Regions from separate parts of the Homo sapiens genome. Here region 2 is linked to region 1. A link is an interaction called in ENCODE POLR2A ChIA-PET data of the cell type or tissue named here. Cell type or tissue: Panc1. All regions are shown on one strand. Each heading gives the region's core, and the rest is flanking DNA. Links, peaks and the distances in the headings are about the cores only.

What was found. Peaks named below come from ENCODE experiments on the same cell type or tissue, not always from the same donor. Only the 100,000 strongest peaks of a DNase experiment are listed, where the experiment ranks them.
Region 2: POLR2A ChIA-PET joins it to region 1 with 6 read pairs; 4 of 35 experiments call an interaction of 5 or more read pairs at or near these places.

The regions. Positions count from the first base shown.
Region 1 is chrX:124,062,059-124,067,058 of GRCh38, forward strand. STAG2 (STAG2 cohesin complex component) reads left to right here. Exons shown (of 35, transcript NM_001042750.2): 18 at 844-936; 19 at 1,058-1,147; 20 at 1,790-1,993; 21 at 3,818-3,888; 22 at 4,117-4,204; 23 at 4,298-4,378. Among named protein-coding and RNA genes, the nearest start is that of STAG2, 100 kb to the left of the region's middle. In Panc1, for the core only: no CTCF peak of the experiment used is centred there; a DNase peak (open chromatin) is centred at 2,123.
Region 2 is chrX:123,980,624-123,988,919 of GRCh38, forward strand. All of the region lies in intron 1 of STAG2 (STAG2 cohesin complex component), which reads left to right. Among named protein-coding and RNA genes, the nearest start is that of STAG2, 23 kb to the left of the region's middle. RefSeq lists a silencer at 6,308-6,510. In Panc1, for the core only: no CTCF peak of the experiment used is centred there; no DNase peak of the experiment used is centred there.

The DNA.
Region 1 (5,000 bases), core at 1-5,000:
TACTTTTTTAGTTGCTGCAGGAGATATGATTGACAGTCCCTGCCTTCATGACTGAATGTAGCATACACCATTTGGAATGGTGCAGTTGTATGTTTTATTTATGGATTTGCTTTCTATTTCTTCTAAAATAAAATCAGAAATAAAAATGGAGATAATTTTTTATTAAAATAGGGAAATTTCTATTTCCTGGAATCAGATTTTAATGCATTATTGTAAAGTTTACATGAACTTGCATTTTATACCAACAATTCCACAGGCTTTCAAACTTTTGACTGTAAAGCATAAAAATTCATTCTTATATTGTGACGTATTACACATGAATATGTTTGTGTGTGCATAACTGAAACAAAATTTTATCAAAGACAATGTGATGCTTTCTGTGTTTTCTATTTCTGTTTTTTAAAAATTTCTGTTTCTTTTTTGCTAATTGCTGATAGCAATTTAGTGTTTTGAATTTGTTACTTATGTGTCATGTCCCACAGCCTAGAGTAAGCAGAAATGCTGGTCAATCCCAGTATTTTATATATAAGCTCTTAAACTATATTTCCTATTTTTAACTGATTCTCCTACCATCTGAAGGTAGAGTTGGTTAGTCTTATTGGATATTGATTTTCCCTATAGGACTATCCAAATTTTTTTTTGTTATTTCAGGTGGCTTTTTGTTTTTATAATGTGTAGTTTTCTCTTTCATGTCACTTTTAGGGTTAATGTTTTATAGTGAAATTTTTGTGTCCATCTCTTAAAATATAGTTTTAGTAATCATTTTGTATGTTTTAACTAAAACTTGAACACTTAACAGTGCTAATGGGCTTAATAAATACAGAAGTCTTTCTGTTCCTTTAGGTGCTTACAGCAAAGGAGAAGAAGACACAGTTGGATGATAGGACAAAAATCACTGAGCTTTTTGCCGTGGCCCTTCCTCAGTTATTAGCAAAAGTAAGTTTGTGTCAATATCATAGTGTTACTAAGAAATGAGTTTTTTTTCCCTAAATGCCTCACAGAATATTATAATGCTTTCTTATTGTGATATTTTTAACGTGATCTTTATATTTCACAGTACTCTGTAGATGCAGAAAAGGTGACTAACTTGTTGCAGTTGCCTCAGTACTTTGATTTGGAAATATATACCACTGGACGATTAGAAAAGGTAAGATTATTTTGTGTAAAAAAAACCTTTAAGAAAAATTATTCAGTTCATTATATCATAGCGTTTGTTTATATTTCTTAAAATGTTTTTTTGGAACGTATTTTAAGAAAGGAAACCTATAGCTTAGGTCTTCTGTACTTTAGTTTGACTTACAGAATGGCGGTAATGATGCTTCCCTTTGCTTCATGCCCACAACTGTACCTTCATTCTTAGCTATTATATGACTATGTCACTGATCATTTATAGAGACTGGGGGTGGATAACTAGATAATAACAATTAGATGAGATTGGGCTCATTCAGGGTGGTATGGCCATAGACGATAATAACAATTATAAGACAAAATCAACTAATATTTATTGAACACTTTTGCTATGTTCTGTGGATTAATGTAAGCTCTTAGTATATGTTAGCATTCTCACCATAGCCCTATGAGGTAGGTAATATCTCCCTTAAAGTTGAGGAAAAAGTATGGATGGATCAGTGTATTTATTTATCATGATTAGAAAAGCACCTTAAAATGTACGCTCTGTGTTGTAGACTTACTGTATTTGAAAATTTTTTCCATGGTGGTATGGTCATGTAGTCACTTTATACCTATCATATATGCCTTAGTTTTGATGAAAAATATTATTATTTTGCAGCATTTGGATGCCTTATTGCGACAGATCCGGAATATTGTAGAGAAGCACACAGATACAGATGTTTTGGAAGCATGTTCTAAAACTTACCATGCACTCTGTAATGAAGAGTTCACAATCTTCAACAGAGTAGATATTTCAAGAAGTCAACTGATAGATGAATTGGCAGATAAATTTAACCGGCTTCTTGAAGATTTTCTGCAAGAGGTATATATTATAACTATTACAAGTATTTTGTCAGTTGAGCCCCTCTACTGCAGTAAGCTAATTAGTCACCCAAGTGTTAAGTCTTGGTGATAGTCCCTAGCAGTATTTTGAAAAGATGTTCAGGCTTTTCATTCTATGACTCATCAGGCTACTCCTCCACCAAAATAGGAAAGTGGTAAGAATCTGTGACTCAGAGAAGGTGAAAGCAAAACTAACATCTTTTTTGTTTTGAGAAATGATCTGAACAGTTACCTGGTTTTTATTGAACCAGGGCTGTTAAGGAATAGGGTGTTAATGGAACAGAAAAGGAGAGCTAGATTTAGACTAGGTAGCCTAAAAAAAGTAGAGTATTTCTAAGTGTTTTGGCAGTGTAGGTTAGGGAAGGACATTATGTTTTTTTTTTTTTTTTGGAGACGGAGTCTTTCTCTGTTGCCCAGGCTGGAGCGCAGTGGTACGATCTCGGCTCACTGCAGCTTCTGCCTCCCAGGTTCAAGCGATTCTCCGGCCTCAGTCTTCTGAGTAGCTGGGACTATAGGCGTGTGCCACTGTACCAGGCTAATTTTTGTATTTTTAGTAGAGATGGGGTTTCACCACATTGGCCAGGCTGGTCTCGAATTCCTGACCTCAGGTGATCCACTCACCTCGGCCTTGCAAAGTGCTGGGATTACAGGCGTGAGCCACACATCCAGTCTGGGTTTTGATATTATAAAACTTTAATAAGTTATTATTATTATAGCCGCTGCTACTGTTGGAGTTTCCTGTGTTTTCTCTTGTATTTCCAAAGAGGCTTAGTGCATAGTACTTAAATACACTTGTATTTTTGTTGTGATTGTTATTTTTTCCAGAAATATATATTTACATTCAGTTTTTTTGATTAAAATAAAAATTCATAATTGTCAAATTAATGCCATTAGCCTTTTCCACATCACTTTTATCATTAATGCTGTAAGATCATATGGACTTTGTGATTTCTAGTTTTCTTGTTTTATTAATTACTCATTTAACTTTTATTTGGTGTATATTGTTATTCCGGGCTTATTAAGTTTTACTAATTGGAGGTTTGTGCAAATATGTTGATGTACGATGATTACATTCTTAGTTAAAAATTTTAATAGCTCTACTCTTGGCTGAATATAATTTTGATTAGGACAAATTAAAATCAAGCAATGGTTTAATTAAATTTAATTACTTTGTAGAAGAGTTATAGTTTAAAAACAAGTGCTTTTTTGAGAGAACTAGAGTTCAACACAGTAGATTGAGTAATGTGTAAGCAATTTTATGTTTCCTGTAGTAAGACTGGTAAAATTTTTCGAAAGTTAAGTTACCCTAAGTTGAAAAGTATATTAATAGATGTTGATATCCAAATGGGACCAGCATATCTAGTCATTTTTCAGAGGGTTTTTCCCTGTTTATCTGTGATTAGTGTCATATGTCTTCATGATGATATATGTTTAAGGTACTTAGATTTTGTCCTTTAGGTATTGTCCTTCTGATCTTCTTGTCATTTAAGTATTTTATTGTCCTAGTGCATTTATTACTGTGAAAAAATAGATGCCTTTATAATTTTGTGTCAAGTTTACTTAGAAGAAAAAGAAGAATGTCATTTTCGTTTTTTCTCTCAGTTGTGATGTTTCTATGATAAACTTGTGTTGACTTACTTCCCCAGCCATATTGCCTTAAATTTGGCCAGATCTAGGTATTGAATGACAAAGTTCATTTGTGGGTTTTGTTATGTTATTTTTCATTTTTCAAGGTAATAGTGACATTTTGATAGCCTAGGAGTTTTCACTTTGATGGTTCTTAATGTATAATTAATATTTATAGGGTGAAGAACCTGATGAAGATGATGCATATCAGGTATTGTCAACATTGAAGAGGATCACTGCTTTTCATAAGTAAGTTGAATTTTGAAGTTCCTGTTTTCTTAAATCTGTAGAAATAAACTTGCATGTTTTGTGGGTTATGTTAATTTCTAAGCTAATTTGTTGTTGTCGTTGTGGGGGCATTTTAAAGTTTACTGCATTTACTGCATTCTGTTAACAGTCAAGTCCAAAACAATTGTCATTAGGCTTAGCTTTTTAATAAAACTTAATTTTTTTTTTTTTTTTTTTTTTTTTTTACAGTGCCCATGACCTTTCAAAGTGGGATTTATTTGCTTGTAATTACAAACTCTTGAAAACTGGAATCGAAAATGGAGACATGCCTGAGCAGGTTTTTATTTATTTGCTAGTTACACATTTATCTTTGAAAAGTGAAGTCTTGTGACTTTTAAATTTTAACTGTATCCTTTGATTCTTTTTACAGATTGTTATTCACGCACTGCAGTGTACTCACTATGTAATCCTTTGGCAACTTGCTAAGATAACTGAAAGCAGCTCTACAAAGGTTTGTGGTGGTTCAGTAGTGTTTTTATTAGACTAAATATCATTAACTGTTTTCAGCAAACTCACACATTTAATGAGATCAGTTATTTCAGTGAAATGTTGCTTGTTTCTAATGTACTGTTATTTGTAGTTTGATGTATATTCAGTGGAGAGGATATCGATATGGTTTGTTTCAAGGTATGATTTTTAATTAAAAATTGTTGTTCACATTTGAAGGTGGCATAATCTGTGGTTTTCTGTATTCTCAAAGTTGGTGAGCAAGAGCCTTTGAAACAGATATAAGTATTAGATTACATAAATTGAAGATAATAAACCAACTCCCCCTAGATCTTCTTATGCTCTGGTATTGTTTTGGGATAACCTTATTCATATTCAAGATCTCTCTAGTGATGTTCCAAATTCATGATCAATCATTTTCTGATTGAATATATAATGTGCCAGCGCCAGCTATTAGTACATATAGAGCTTTTAAAGCTTTACCCATAATGATAATCCTTAATGTGTTTAGTAATTGAACTAAACAGGACTGCCTTTTCCATTTGTAAACTGGAAGCTTAAACATTGTACTTGTAGTGCTGGATATTACCTTAAATATTGTTTGGGCTCATTTTTAGAAATATCAC
Region 2 (8,296 bases), core at 1,962-6,961, 79 kb before region 1:
TCCCAGGTTACAAATAATAGGTTTAAGCTGGGAAGTGGTCAGGGACAGGAAGGGAGGGCATATTTGGCTTTATTGAATTCTACAAAGTCAAATAGAATTGTATTGGAATTATTTTACATGCAACATTGGTATTAGTGTGGCTGATCAAAGAATTGATTGTACTTAAATATGCAAATAGTATTAGGATAATACAATACTGCAATTTGATGTCCTCTTCAAAATAGCTCTGAAAAATATGATTGGAATTTCTGGAGTCTATTTTGAAAAGGAAAACTTTTTTTTTCTTTTTTCCTTCTGTACTTCATGTGAAATAAGTGTGTAGGCAACTACTTTAGTTTCTTTAAGTTTTGTGTAAAAGCTAACTTGGGTAGAAATAATGCTGGAGATGAGTATCTTATAAAAATCACTTCATTTTTCTGCTTCTTGAGAGAATATTTTACAGGGAAATTATTATCAATATGAAAAATGACTCATAATTCTACTTTTCTCATTCCAGAAGTTTTTTTTCTTAATTTTGGTAAAATATATATAAAATTTGCCATTGTAACCATTTTAAGTATACAGTTCAGTGGCATTGAGAACATTTACGTTGTTGTGCAACCATTGTCACCATTCATACCCAGAATTTTTTTACTATCTCATAATAAAACTGTACCCATTAAACAATAGGGCCCTGTTCCTCCCTCCCTCCCTCGCTCCCTCCCACCTCCCAGCCCCTGGTAATCACTGTTCTTCTTTCTTTATATTTGACTATTCTAAGTATTTCATGTAAGTGGAATGATACAAAATTTGTTCTTTGTGGCTATTTCATTTAGCATGTATTCCAGGTGATACATGTTGTAACGTTTATCAGAATTCATTCCTTTTTAAAAGTGAATAATATTCCATTGTATGTATATACCATATTTTGCTTATCTACTCATCAGTTGACAGATGCTTGGGTTACTTATACCTTTTGGCTATTATAGGCATTATTCAAGCATGAATAATGGTGACAGGAACATTGGTGTACAAATATCTGTTCAAGTCACTGCATTCGATTCTTTTGTGTATATACCCAGAAGTGGAATTGCTCCACAAATATTTGAGTACCTAGTATATGGCAGGCACTGTGCTAAGCACTGGGGATGCAGCAGTGAAAAAGAGGGGCCTGGTTCTTGCCCTTATGGAATTTACAGTCTAGTAGGGAAAAAAGATGTTAAATAAGCAGTTGCAGTTAAGTGGGTTAAATGTTACAAAAACGTTAAGCACAGAGTGCCGTGTGTATGTTTCATATAATTGTAATAATATATATATGTTAAGCCAAAAGAGACTATAAAACATCAAATACTTTTTCCCCTTCCAATATAATCCCCTGCAGCACCTCACTACCCCTGGCCACCTACCACATGGAAATGTCTTCTGCTGCTTTTCTTCACATTTAAAAATGCAATGCCGCTGGGTGAGGTGGCTCACGCCTGTAATCCCAGCACTTTGGGAGGCTAAGGTGGGTGGATTGCTTGAGGCTAGGAGTTCCAGAAGAGACTGGGTAACAGCAAGACCCTGTCTCTACTAAAAAAAAAAAAAAAAAAGCCATAGTGGCATGTACCCACAGTCCTAGCTACTCGAGAAGCTGAGGCTGGAGGATCCCTTGCTCCCAGGAGTTTGAGGCTGCAGTGAGCTGTGGTCATACCACTGAACTCCAGCTTGGGTGGCAGAGTGAGACCCTGTCTTTAAAAAAAAGAAAATGCATCCAGAATTTACTTTTTTTGTTTTTTTGAGATGGAGTCTTGCTCTGTCACCCAGGCTGGAATGCAGTGGCACGATCGTGGCACGATCTTGGCTCACTGCAACTTTCGCACCACTGCAACCTCCACCTCCTGGGTTCAAGCGATTCTTGTGTTTTGGCCTTCTGAGTAGCTGGGATTACAGTGCCACCACGCCTGGCCAATTTTTGTATTTTTAGTAGAGATGGAGTTTCACCATGTTGGCCAGGCTGGTCTCGAACTCCTGACCTCAAGTGATCCGCCCACCTTGGCCTTCCAAAATGTTGAGATTATAGGCGTGAGCCACCGCACCCTGCCGGAATTTACTTTTGAATATGATGTGAGGCAGGGCTGTACACTTTAGTCTTTTTTTTTTTTTTTGCCTTTTTTTTTGCCCTTTTTTTTTTTTTTGCCGTATCATGAACCAAAACCAACTACTTTCCTTGTACATTTGTCTGTTTCTATATCCTCATTTTTAGGTAGCAATACTTCTATAAGTAGCTTTATCTTTTTCCCTATCTAATTGTGTCCAGCAGTTGGAATCACGCTGTCAGTCAGCATGAACATTTTTAAAGCTCTTGGTAACTGAAGTTATATTGTTTTCTAATAGGGTTGTACTGATTTTACAGTGCCATCAGTGCTGTGATACGTGGTAACCACATTTTCCCTGCTTCGGAGATGTTAAACAGTCCGTGCAGTTCCTCAGATTTCTTTAATTTGCATTTCTTTGATTACTAGCTGAAATTAATATTTCCCCTTGTTTTTCAGCAAGGTATTGTGAATGTGACTGACAAACTTAAGTTTAACCTGAGAGGGCCTTATAAATTATGAGTATACAGTAGTTTTTAGTAAATTACTGGCACTTTTTTTTTTTTAGTATTTAGATGTATCTACTTTTTTTAAATTGAGTTTGTGTATTTTGTAATGTCTGTTCACCTTATTTGTGGTTCTCCTAGTTCATTTCAATTTACTACTTAGGAAACCTGAAGTAATCTATCCATCCTCTTGTTTAGCCTAGTAGTGCTAAGTTGCATTCAGTGGATAGCCAATTCGTGGATGAGCTGAGTTCAAGTGTTTTGTAAATAGAGTATGAGAGAATCAGTGGGAAGAGCCCAGATTTTTTTTTCTTACTGTAGTGTAATCTTTTTAGCAGTGAAGCCTATAGTGAAATGAGATTTTTATTAGTAACTTAGCCTGCTTCTTGATAGTAATAGTTATTTATAGTCATGAGCCGGACGGATAAAGTAAAATTGGCTGTTTGACATAATTCTTTTGAAAAATAATTATATAATTGTATTTATCTTTATGCCAGGTGGTAGTAGTCTACATAAACTACTTCCAGGTAGGAAGTCCGCAGTATTCTCCTTTTGGGGATTTGTCAGTACCAAGGCATTGCAGAACCTATGGAAAAAGATATCCTTTATGATATCTGAGAATGTTCTGGACTAGCTAACTTTAGAGTGGTTAAAGAGACACTAACAACTTAGTGGTGAAAAATTTTCCAGGTGTAGAAAGAGAAGTTAGGGGCAAATAAAACATTGTATAGAGCAGTTAATTTTGTTTCCTTTAACCTGTGTCAGAAAAAGAATAATTTTCTTTTCTTTTCTTTTTTTTTTTTTTTTTTTTTGAGACGGGGTTTCGCTCTTGTTGCCCAGGCTGGAGTACAATGGCGCGATCTTGGCTCACTGCAACCTCTGCCTCCCAGGTTCAAGTGATTCGCCTGCCTCAGCCTTCCTGAGTAGCTGGGATTACAGGCATGCGCCACCATGCCCGGCTAATTTTGTGTTTTTAGTAGAGACGGGGTTCTCTATGTTGATCAGGCTGGTCCCGAACTCCCAACCTCAGGTGATTCGCTGGCCTCAGCCTCCCAAAGTGCTGGGATTACAGGCATGAAGCATCATGCCCGGCCAAAAGAATAATTTTCAAACATCCTTTATAGATTGACTTATTTAGGAAGATAGAATGTATTATTTATAGTTTTGCTGAAAATAATCATGCATGTTACATTACATTTAAATGCAGTGAATGGAGAGCCCTGTTCCCCTTTCAGCGTAATCATCTTGTTTTATTTTCATGCTAGCATTTACCAGTACTTGGTATTTTCTCATTTTTCTTCCCCCTCAATAGACTTTAAGCTCCATGGGGGCAAAAACTTCTCTCTTCAATGTTGTAAACATGGTGTCTCTAATAGTGCCTGATATATAGCAGGCTCTCAAGAAATATTTGTTGAATGATTTAATTTAGTGCTTTATCTGGATACTGATCAAAATATTTTATTTAATTTAAATTTTTTTTTGAGGTGAGGTCTCACTCTGTCACCGAGGCTGGAGTGATCTCAGTTCACTGCAGCTTCTGCCTCCCAGGGCTCAAGTGATCCTCCCACCTCAGCCTACGGAGTAGTTGGGCCCACAGGCACACGCCACCACACCTGGTTCATTTTTTGTATTTTTGGTAAAGGCAGGGCTTCACCATGTTGCTCAGGCTGGTCTCGAACTCCTGAGCTCAAGCAATCTGTCTGCCCTCCTTGGCCTCCCAAAGTGGTGTGATTACAGGCACAAGCCACCGTGCCCAGCTTCTGATTAAAATATTTATAAATAAATAAATTTAGTCTTAGTTGTGAATATAACTGCATTTCTGAACCTACCACTCAGATTCTTAAACATCAGTCTATGAAGCAGGAAAAAGTTTTGAGATCTGAGAGGCTTGTCAGTATTACTGTAGAATACAAGAAATTGGAGCCAAGGTTAAAAAATACAGTCTGAAGCTCATTAAATACTTTTTTTTTTGCTCTATTTAACTATGTCTGAACTCATTATTGGCATGTTTTCTTCTGATCAGTTGTCCTTACAAGTTAAGACAACCGTTTATTCCTTTTTTTTGAAACAAGGTCTCACTTTTTCACCCAGGCTGGAGTGCAGTGGTGTGATCACAGCTCATTGTAGCCTTGGCGTCCTGTGCCCAAGGGATCCTCCTGCCTTAGCCTCCTGAGTAGCTGGGACTACAGATGTCTGCCACCATGCCTGGCTAATATTTTTTATTTTTTGTAGAGATGGCGTCTTACTTTGTTCCCCAGGCTGGTCATTATGTGCTTTAATCAAATGTAATAGTAGCAATGATTCCACGATAGTTTTAGTTTGCATAGCACTTTCACTCTGTCTTCATCATAATAATGATCCTTTAGGGAGGGAGGTCTTATGGTATTTTTTATTTTTTATTTTTAGACACGATTTTGCTCTGTTGCCCAGACTGGAATACAGTAGCAAGACCACATAGCTCACTGCAACCTCAAACTCCTGGGCTCCAGTAATCCACCCCCTTCAGCCTCCTGAGTAGCTGGGATTACAGGCACGCTCTACCGTACCAGGCTAATTTTTTTTTTTTTTATTTTCGGTAGATACGAGGTCTTGCTATGTTGCCTAGGCTGGTCTCGAACTCCTGGGCTTAAGCCATCCTCCCTGCTCCACAGCCAGCCTCTTGTATTCATGCTACTTTACAAAGAAGGAATTAGCCTTTCAGAGGAGCTAAGAAACTTGGCCCAGGGTTACACAATTAGAATTAGTAATATGAACACTGGGACATATATCCTGTGTTCTCTGGTTCTGGTTCTGTGTTTTTTAGAACCATAGAATTTTAGAGGAGGAAGAAGCCTTGAAGAGTAGTACTCTAACCTCACATATATATATATCATATATATGTGTCATATATCATATATACATATATGATATATATCATGTATATATGCATGTATCTATATATACATATATGTATCATATATGTATATATGATATATATGATACATATGTGATACATATATGATATATAATATATGTATATATGTGTGTATATATGGGAAATATTTATTTACAAATATATATGATGTTAATATATATAATAAACTAACTTTATAAAGCTAATATGGCAGAGTTAGGATTCCAACCCAGGTCTCTTCCTTAGATCAGTCCTGTGATCTTTCTAATCTTCCATGTCTTTGATTCTGGAGATGTGTATGCTACCTGATGAAATGTCTGATAACAAAGGTATTTGAGTTTCTTAATAGTTTTCTGTCACATGTTTGTTCTTGTAATGGTGAATAGCTTCCAAAAACATTTGAATTTATTTTGAGGCAGCTTGGGATGGTGGAAAGAACTTATGCTTTAGAGACAAGTAGATTTAAGAGCACCTATGACACCTTTATTGACTGTGTGACCCTGTTGTTTACTAATCTGTAAAATGGGCAGAATATCATCTACCTTGAACTAAAACATAGTGTATTATGTTGAGTGTCTGACATAGAATGTGCTCGATAATGTTACCATTGTTTTAGAAAATGTTACAGAGATGAAATGTACTTCATTACAGTATAGAAAGGGACAACTAAGATGAAAAAACGTTTTGGAAAGCATTTGACCAAAGGTTTTATATCTGCATTCATACAGATTGATATGAATAACTTATGATTTTAAATGTTAGTGAACATTTTTTTTTTTTTAGAATATCTTTTTTGAAACAGGGCCTGCGCAGTTTTCTCTCAAACTTCTGGGCTCAAGCAATCCTCCCACCTCAGCCTTCTGAGTAGCTGGGACTGGAGGTGTGCGCCACCATGTCCAGCTACTTAAAAAAAAATTTTTTTTTTAATTTTTTTTAGACGGAGTCTCGCTCTGTCACCCAGGCTGGAGTGCAGTGGTGCGATCTCAGCTCACTGCAACCTCCACCCCCTGGGTTCAAGCGATTCTCCTGCCTTAGCCTCCTGAGTAGCTGGGATTACAGGTGTGCGCCACCATGCCCAGCTAATTTTTGTGTTTTTAGTACAGACGGGTTTCACCATGTTGGTCAGGCTGATCTCGAACTCCTGACCTCGTGATCCACCCACCTCAGCCTCCCAAAGTGCTGGGATTACAGGCGTGAGCCACCGTGGTGTCGCCCAGGCTGGAGTGCAATGGAGTGATGTCGGTTCACTGCAACCTCCGCCTCCCAAGTTCAGGCGATTCTCCTGCCTCACCCTCCTGAGTACCTGGGACTACAGGCATGCACCACCATGCCCGGCTAATTTTGTATTTTTAGTAGTGACGGGGTTTTGCCTTGTTGGCCAGGCTGGTCTCAAACTCCTGATCTCAGGTGATCTGCCTGCCTTGGCCTCCCAAAGTGCTGAGATTACAGGCGTGAGCCACCATGCCCGGCCTTTAAATTTTTTTGTAGCGACGATATCTCCCTGTGTTTCCCAGGCTAGACATCTATCATTTTAAGTTCTTCATAACTTTTCAAGGAATAGGTGCAAATCTCTGCATTTTACAAATAGAAAAAATTGTAGAGATGCATCTTGTCTTTAATCAAGAGCCCTAAAGTAAATCTACTTGGGTCTAATAATGAGAAAATAAGGGATAATTCAACATAAAATCTGTACATAGGAAGCGTTGTTAGTTATTACAATGAAGTGTTGGGGTCAGTCTTAATGTCTAATAATAAATGAGTAGATTATCACATCTGGTGGAATCTCATAAAACTATTAGAAGTTTGTATTATGAATATTACAGAAGTGCCTAGAAGTGCATATGGAGATGAAAAGTTGTGTACAATTGTATCCATTTTGTGGTTATAGTTTTGAAAAATCTACAAAGTCATACAGGCATATACATGTGGACAAAGGCTGGGAAGGAAAATGAAAATAGGTGATTTTTCAGGGTATTATAATGCTATGTGATTGTTCTGATTATTTTTAAAGATAATTTTGTGTAATAAAGAGGGAGAAAACCAAGATGATATATTTCCCATGTAGTGTGCACTGAAGAGCATTGGCATTAAAACAGTCAGGGGTTCCACCTAGATGATGTGGTTTATAGTATATTGTATCTTATACTTTGGGGGAATTTTAATAGTCTTGACTACTGGCTTTTAATTTTTTATTAGTAAACTTTTAGCATACTATCATTCAACCCATTGCATTTTACCATGGAGTTTCACTATTATTTTATTATTTTCTTCTTCTTCTTGAGAATTATGGCCACAATAAGTAGACTTGTATGTTATGTAAATAAATCTTAATGGACTTTTTTTTTTTGAGAATCTTCAACTTGGTGTCATTAAAGAAGCATTTTTAAGCCCGAGATATATGTTCCATTGCAGTATTATGAGGGAAATCATCCATTATAAACTTCTATGCCCATAGCTTTTTGTGTAGCTTGTCTTGTCAATCAGCAAAGCAAATACTTTACTGCTCTCTGCCTTCCAAATTACTTCATATATTTTATGGTTGATATACTTTATGGTATGTGTGTTCTTTTCTGTTTCATTGCTTCCATAAAAAAGACTGGTTGAGGTGTTAGTTTGATTTCTTCTCTTTTTCCATTCATCTGTGAGTACTACTACAAGACACAGTGCACCATTGATTCTTGCATTCCTCATTTACATTCTGATTTTAAAAGAAGCTTGTTAAAAAGAATTTGCCTGGGTAAATGGTACTATAGTCTTGGTGGTTTGAAAACTTAGAGAATGCTTTTTCAGTTGTTTCATTCCAGTTAAGCATATTGTTAAACTGATAAGGTTCATTCTCTCTG